Linked DNA regions of Homo sapiens: region 2 is linked to region 1. Evidence: chromatin contacts called from ENCODE Hi-C or POLR2A ChIA-PET data. All regions are on one chromosome and are shown on one strand. Each heading gives the region's core, a stretch centred on a gene start or an enhancer-like site at or near the end of the contact. The rest is flanking DNA. Distances are from core to core; before and after follow the strand shown.

The links. Hi-C counts contacts between places; a loop is a spot of excess contacts on that map. ChIA-PET counts read pairs that join two places held with the same protein, here RNA polymerase II (POLR2A). Pooled maps may share reads with other maps.
Region 2: a map of chondrocyte shows a loop between it and region 1 (2.1-fold over the local background). The contact joins the promoter of GUCY1A2 here to the enhancer-like site in region 1. A Hi-C loop is called at or near these places in 3 of 168 maps with a recorded cell type or tissue (chondrocyte, heart right ventricle and prostate gland) and 1 of 50 pooled maps. POLR2A ChIA-PET finds 5 or more read pairs at or near these places in 1 of 52 experiments (WTC11).

The regions. Positions count from the first base shown.
Region 1 is chr11:106,959,301-106,962,725 of GRCh38, forward strand. All of the region lies in intron 3 of GUCY1A2 (guanylate cyclase 1 soluble subunit alpha 2), which reads right to left. Among named protein-coding and RNA genes, the nearest start is that of GUCY1A2, 57 kb to the right of the region's middle. Within about 2 kb of position 1,916, at least 3 of the 41 ENCODE cell types and tissues checked have a DNase peak (open chromatin) inside an H3K27ac peak, as active enhancers do.
Region 2 is chr11:107,016,923-107,020,154 of GRCh38, forward strand. It overlaps GUCY1A2 (guanylate cyclase 1 soluble subunit alpha 2), which reads right to left and starts at 1,554. Exons shown (of 8, transcript NM_000855.3): 1 at 831-1,554. The coding sequence starts at 1,133. RefSeq lists a silencer at 948-1,077.

The DNA.
Region 1 (3,425 bases), core at 666-3,165:
TGGTTTCATTGTTTATTTGGTGAAAGGATTATGCTCTCATGGCTTCTCTTTTCTTTTGTAACAGAGCCATATTCATTTTTTCAGTGTCCCCTCCAGTTTTTGTGCATACTCACACATATTTTATGTACTCGGATTCATAATGTTCATGATATGCCCAAACACTTTATGTATAAAGTTTTCTTTTTTGTATAATCTGTCATCTCTAACAGATACTGGGAGTGTTTGTAGCTGTCAGCTCTCAACTGAGTCTGACTCTAGGCATTGCCTTCAGCTGAAGAGAGCTGCCGGCTCAAGATCCACCTGCCTCCGCAAGGGAAGCTGCTTTCAAAGATAGTTCATTTGGAAAGTGGGGAGTCATAACAAAAAGATACCTCCTTCTTGCCCCAGTCAGGGGCAATTCTGAAGAGATCAGCTGAGACCTCTGTTGTGATGGCTTCTGCAAGAGCAATTCAATTTTTCCCTCTGCCCCATCTACTTTCTTTACATTCTCACAGGGAAACAGTCTGGTAAAACTCCTCAGCTGCAAACATGTACTTACTACCTTTCATGAGAATGACCCAAAAGGCAGAGCTGAGAACCACAAAGGATCATTCTCAGGCCTTGAAACCTAATGAAGTTTGCCTGGTGGGATCACTGATCCTGAGCACACTGCCCAGGAGCCTGTCTGAGTGCAAATCTCCATGTTGGAGTCTGTTTCCTGGGGAACTAGAGCTACAGCAACATCGCAAACATTTTCCCATGCTGTAGCATAATCTTTCCACATAGTTCTCATTTAAGTGGCTGCTTAAAATTCTTCTAAGCAGAGCTATCATATTTTAACTGACTCTTTCCTTATAGTTGGACTGTTGGTTGTTGCCAATATTTTGTCTTTTTATAGGAGCATTCAATAAACAGCACTAAGCTGTTATTTCATGTTTTTTCTTGTTTTGAATTTTTTTTTTAAATCTCAGGTATGGGCAATTACTAAGATAAAGATATGAAGGATTTCAGTCTATTGTTCTTAAGAATTTATATAGTACTATAAGCCATAAGTCCAAGTGTAAGATATATTACCAGGAACACTAAGGAATTAGAACAGATTATTTTCTGTATTGTTGTGTTTTTGATCCAAGACTCAGCACAGGATGCCTGAGAAGCCCAAAATAAAAGGAGAACAGAGTAGTCTGCTATTAATTTGTGCAGCACTCTACTGTACTTGGCTGAGTAAATCAGTACCTACACAATGCCAGCATCTAGAGAGCAATAAATATTTGTTGAATAGATATTTGAATGAATAAATGCATATTCAGGTTCCTTTACATTTTAATTTAAATTCAAGAGGGCTCATTAATGGGGAAATGTAGATAATGTAGAAAATACGGACTGGATACTGGTAAGCCTTTGGTTTTAAGTTCTTAAATCATCACCATTCCAAAGCAAAAATGATGGTGGTAACAGCGGTAGTGCACGTGAGTATGTTAAATCCTCTTTTCTACAGAAGCTAGCACAGAAGGGACTAAAAAGAAGAGTTAAGGAAGAACAAAGTAACAGCCAACACAAGCACCAAGTCAACTAGATAACAACAGACCAATTTTCTAATTATCTCACCAGGACACATACCACAATTTCATGGAAAGGAGTGCCAGAGATTAGACGATATTAGTGAAAATCCAAACCTTTAAATTTGGGGAACAGTGAGGAAGGAAGGATGCTAAGTGGAACAAAATTTATCTAGTGAGATGCACTGGCATATCCTGCAGACACAGCATAAGAACCATTCCCTGTGCTCATTTTTTATAATGCACCAACAAGAATCACATCTCAGATTAGACTAGTCTCTTCAATGCATTGTGAGCACACCTTGCTCATTCCAACTTGTGTCCTGCCACTCACCCTCCTGAAATGCCCAAAGGAGAGCAGCCCCCACTGCAGAGTCATAAACAAACAAAGGCACTCCACTTCTTAGAGAACGAAGGCAAGAAAAATATGTGACATAGGAATGTTAAAAACACAAGCAGAAGCAGGAAGAAAACAGCACCAGAGACTTAGTTTATTCTTATAAATAGCTTAATAGGTAGACTTAGGGCTGTCTGAGCTAAAAGAGATATAAAACAAAGATGTCTGAATGTGGATCTTTTATTTTTTCCCATAAACTTTTAAGATTCCCTCAACACTATTTAATTCCTAAGGAAAACAGAAGGTTATATGAAAGATCTTTCTCAATATTTGAAAGCAAACAAAAATGCATTATCCAAAAGGTCAACCGAATCTAGTACTTGGCAGGAAAAAGATATTACAAAGCTATAAGATCTTGAATTCACACATGATGAAAGATGCCACATTCCTTTCAAAATGCTTCTTAAGTGTGCTTCAAAAAAGAGTCACAATTAAAGAAGCAAGCTGACTTTTCTCTTCTCAGCACATTCCTAGCCTTGCCAGTATATTATTGCTATTTCCTTTCTAGCTTGCAGAAGAATGTCAAAGGTCTACATAGTTTGTTTTTTTTCTATCCCACTAACAGTGAATCAGTTGGCTTGGTGCCCTAGAAGTCAAATAGATATTTGAGAAATTTTTCAGCCTTGTGACTATGGTAACCTTGTTCTAAGTAGAAATCTCCCAATGTAGGCAATCTTCATTTTAAACAACTGGACTATAGACTTCAATTCTGCTGTCTGTAGAGCTGACTACTAACATCCCTGTTTCACTACTCAGAACTATCCAAACAAAGACTTAGACAAATAAGAATAAAGTTAAGTCCAATAAAGTTCCTATGTGGAGATACCAAGATTTACTCCATCCCACAAATCCCTCCTATTTTCCCAACATTTATACTAAGGTGAGAGCAGGAACAATGGTCAGTGAATACCACTGTTACTTGAATTTTTGCCTCCTATTAACAGGACTAGATTCATTCTATTATTTAGTTGAAAATTTTGTTCCCAAAGGATCAGGACTATGAGGTCCATGACAGCATGAAAATGTGTATATGGGGCTGGGTGTGGTGGCTCACGCCTGTAATCCCAGCACTTTGGGAGGCCAAGGCAGGTGGATCATGAGGTCAGGAGATCGAGACCATCCTGGCTAACATGGTGAAACCCCATCTCCACTTAAAAAAAAAAAAAATACAAATATTTTTGTGGTAGCATGTGCCTGTAGTCCCACCTACTTGGGAGGCTGAGGCAGGAGAATCGCTTAAACCCGGGAGGCAGAGGTTGCAGTGAGCTGAGATCATGCCACAGCACTCCAGCCTGGGCAACAGAGCAAGACTCCATCTCAAAAAAAAAAAAAAACTAGAAATGAAAGTCTGTATATGAGTGTGTGCAGGAATTGTGGGAGTAGGTGGGGGGAGTTAAATCACATAGACAGAATACCTGATTATGTCCTGCATATGTTTGCTTAAAATTTTTAATTTCAAATAAATTTGAAATGTGAGAATAATTTACATA
Region 2 (3,232 bases), core at 304-2,803, 57 kb after region 1:
AAGCTTAATACCTAGGTGATGAGTTAGTAGGTGCAGCAAACCACCATGGCACACGTTTGGTACCTATGTAACAAATCTGCACATCCTGCACATGTAACCCGGGACTTTAAATTAAATTTAATTTAAAAAAAAAGAAATCCAGACACCAGGTTTACCCAGAGAAGAATAAATGCCTAGTGGATAAGAAAGAAAAAGAAAAAAAGCTACGGGGTGAGGACAACTCGAGATTAGAGATTACTTGAACAGAAGGCAACTCAGAAAAGTATCTGGCAAAAAGTATCTGAAGATGTGAGAAAAAGGATGCAACATAGAATGCAGATAGCCTGTGGAATTCAAAGATGTCAGAGAAGGTCACGCTAAGACCAAGAGAGTGTGGGAAATAAGGAGAGGAAGGGTTTCCTGGAAGGGGTTGGGGCTCCTTTGGGATGCTGGAGAACAGGATGAAAGACAGGGAAGCTGAACTGCAGAACACAGTGCCTGGGAAAGTTTAGGGGAAAGAAAACAGGTGGGTGTGAAGCAGCACTGGGGCTGTCCAGGGGGAACAGTGGTGAAGTAGGGTTCAAGGCTAGAGGTGGGCAGACAGGCCCCCGAATCAGGATACCCCAAAGGAGTGGAATCTTATTCCTTCCCAGTGCTGTAGTCCCCTCTTCCGCCCTAGCCTAGGGGATCCTCTGTCGCCGGAGCCACTGGAACCCTAGGCCGTGCAGGGTAAGGCCGGGCCGCCCCCCAGCGGTCGGGCTCTGCGCTCGCGCCCCGGCTCGCCCAGCGCCAACTTTACAGATCCGCGTTCTCTCCCCCGAAGGCGGTCCCCCCTTCCGCCCCCCGCTCACCGAGGGCGCCGTCAGGCGGCTGATGCTCTCGCCCAGCGAGTCCAGGTTGACCCGCCTCCGGCGCTGCACCCTCCTGGCCCCGGCAGTGGCAGCGGCGGCGGCGGCAGAAGCAGCCGGGGTCGGGGCCGGGGCGGCGGCAGCGGCAGCTGCGGCCGGGCTGGGCTCCAGCGGCCCGGGCGGGCTCCGGCTGCCATTCCAGCAGAGCCTAGACAGGGGGCACTCCCCCTCCTCCTCCGGGCTGGTCTCCAGGTAGTCGGAGCCCAGGGAGCTGAAGGACTCGGACGAAATCTTCCTTCGAGACATGCTGCCGGCGGAGCTGCAGCGGCCGAGGCGGTGGCGGCGAGGACGCGAGCGGCGGCGGAGGCGGCGGTGGCGGGACCGGCAAGCGACAACGTTAAGCGCGTCGGGGCCGCGGGGCGCTGCGGTCGCGCCCGGCGGGGCGGGAGTCCCCGGGGCCGCGGAGCCCCCCGAGCCGGCTGCTCATGGCGGGAACTTGGGGCGCCGCCGCACCTTGGGGCCCGGGCTCGGCGGCGGCGCCGGGCTGGGCTGGGGGCCGCCGCCGCCTCTGCTGCTGCTCGCGCGGCGCCGCCTCAGCGCCCGCCTCGGCGCATCGCCGTGCGCCGCGCTCCCGCTCACGGGGAGGCTCCGAGAGTGTGTGACCGCGGTCGGCGGGGCGGGGAGGGCTGCGGCCCAAGCAGAAGGGGAGGCAGAGGCAGAGGCTTCTGCCGCCTGCGCGCCTATCTCGCCCCCTTTCCCTCTCTGCTCCCGCCTCTCTCCACTTGCTGCCCTGCCTCCCTCCTTCTCCCTTTATCCCCCCGCCCCCCCCCATGCTCTCCCTCCGCGGGAATCACGTGTCGCCATCATACTCATTGGGAGTCTCTGCCTCGCCTGTCGCCACGTTTCAGGAGCAACGAGGACACTTCGTTGCTGTCCTCTGCGCGCCCTCCCTGCTCCGAGGAGGTGCGCACAGGAGCTCGGGTCGGACTGAGGGCCCCAACCCCAAACGCCTTATCCTCGGCCCTCGGGAGCAGATGGGTCCCGGCGGCGCTGGTGGGGAGAAGGGCTCGGGGCTGGGGGGCGAGAGGCCTCCCCCTGGAGCCACCTTGGGGAAACCTGACAGTGTGAAGTGGGGGTTAGGGTCCATGTTGTCCTTTCTCCGAGTTTATTTAGGAAGTTCCGAGGCAAAAGGGAAAGGCCAAGCGTCCAGCCAGCCCACTCCAGAGGAGACGCTTTCAGGGGAAGGGAAGGACAGGGGCAACATTTTGGCGCCCATCCTGCTGGAGCAGCTCCTGGGGACTTGTGTTCCCCGCCTCGTGCGAGGCCGTGTGGGCGCGGAGCGAGCCCAGAAAGGGGCGGCAGTGAGGACAGCGTCTGCTCTGACAAGACAGCACTGTTGCTGAGCCTCAGCCGGGCGGGGTGCGCGGGGCTCCCGGCTCCGCTGGCTCCTCACTAGTGCTGGACAGCTCCGCTTGCCACCTATAGCCGCCTTTGCAGGCGTTGAGAACTGGAGAACAGTTCCTCCTCAAACGACCTAGCACCTGGCCCGGGGGAAACCGGGGAATGATCCCACGTCCCTCATCCTCAGGGCTCTTTGCGCCAAATATGCGATCTGTTTGCACCTGACTGCAAATGCTGCTCAGAAAGCTAAGGGGAGTAGGGATAAATGCTTCTCGAACTGACTCGCCACAGCGCGAGCATGTCTTGCCGCGAGTTTTCAGCTGTGCGGCTTCATTCCAAAGCTTATCTCTTTGCAAACCAGTCCTTCCAGCGCCTGACCCCACTGCCCCTTGCCTTAGCCCCAGAAAACTCTCATACTGGTTCTGAGGATAGAGTAAGAGATGGGAAGAAGGGGCAAATGACAGTATCCCGAAAGGGGTTCCAGGCTGTACTTCCCCCTGCAATGAAGTGGATGAGCACCCTCCCCAGCTCACCCGATCTGCGGAGAGAAAAGTTTAGGGGCTCTGGCTTTAGTTTCCCAGTGAAACCGAAGCCAAAGCGTTTTTTTAATTAAAGAACTGGTCCTTCCAGGTGAAGGCAGATGGGTTTTTGTGGACTGTGTTTATTTAAAAAGCAAAACAAAACCAAACCACAAAACCTGTGCTGTACCCCCACCACAATTTGCTTTTAACTTCAAATCTTCCCAAGTGTTTGTTAGGGCTTAAATATAAATGCTATTTGAGGTTTCATTTGGAAAAATCCACTCAAACTGGTTCAGAGACATACCTTTTTCCCCAGATCTTAAATGGGCTTTAAAGATAGAAAAGTGTGTACTATCACTCAGACACTCCCCCTTCAAATTATATATATATATATATATATATATATATGTGTGTGTATATATATGTATATGTATATACATATACATATGAGAAAGAATATATATAATATATATTCTTATATAT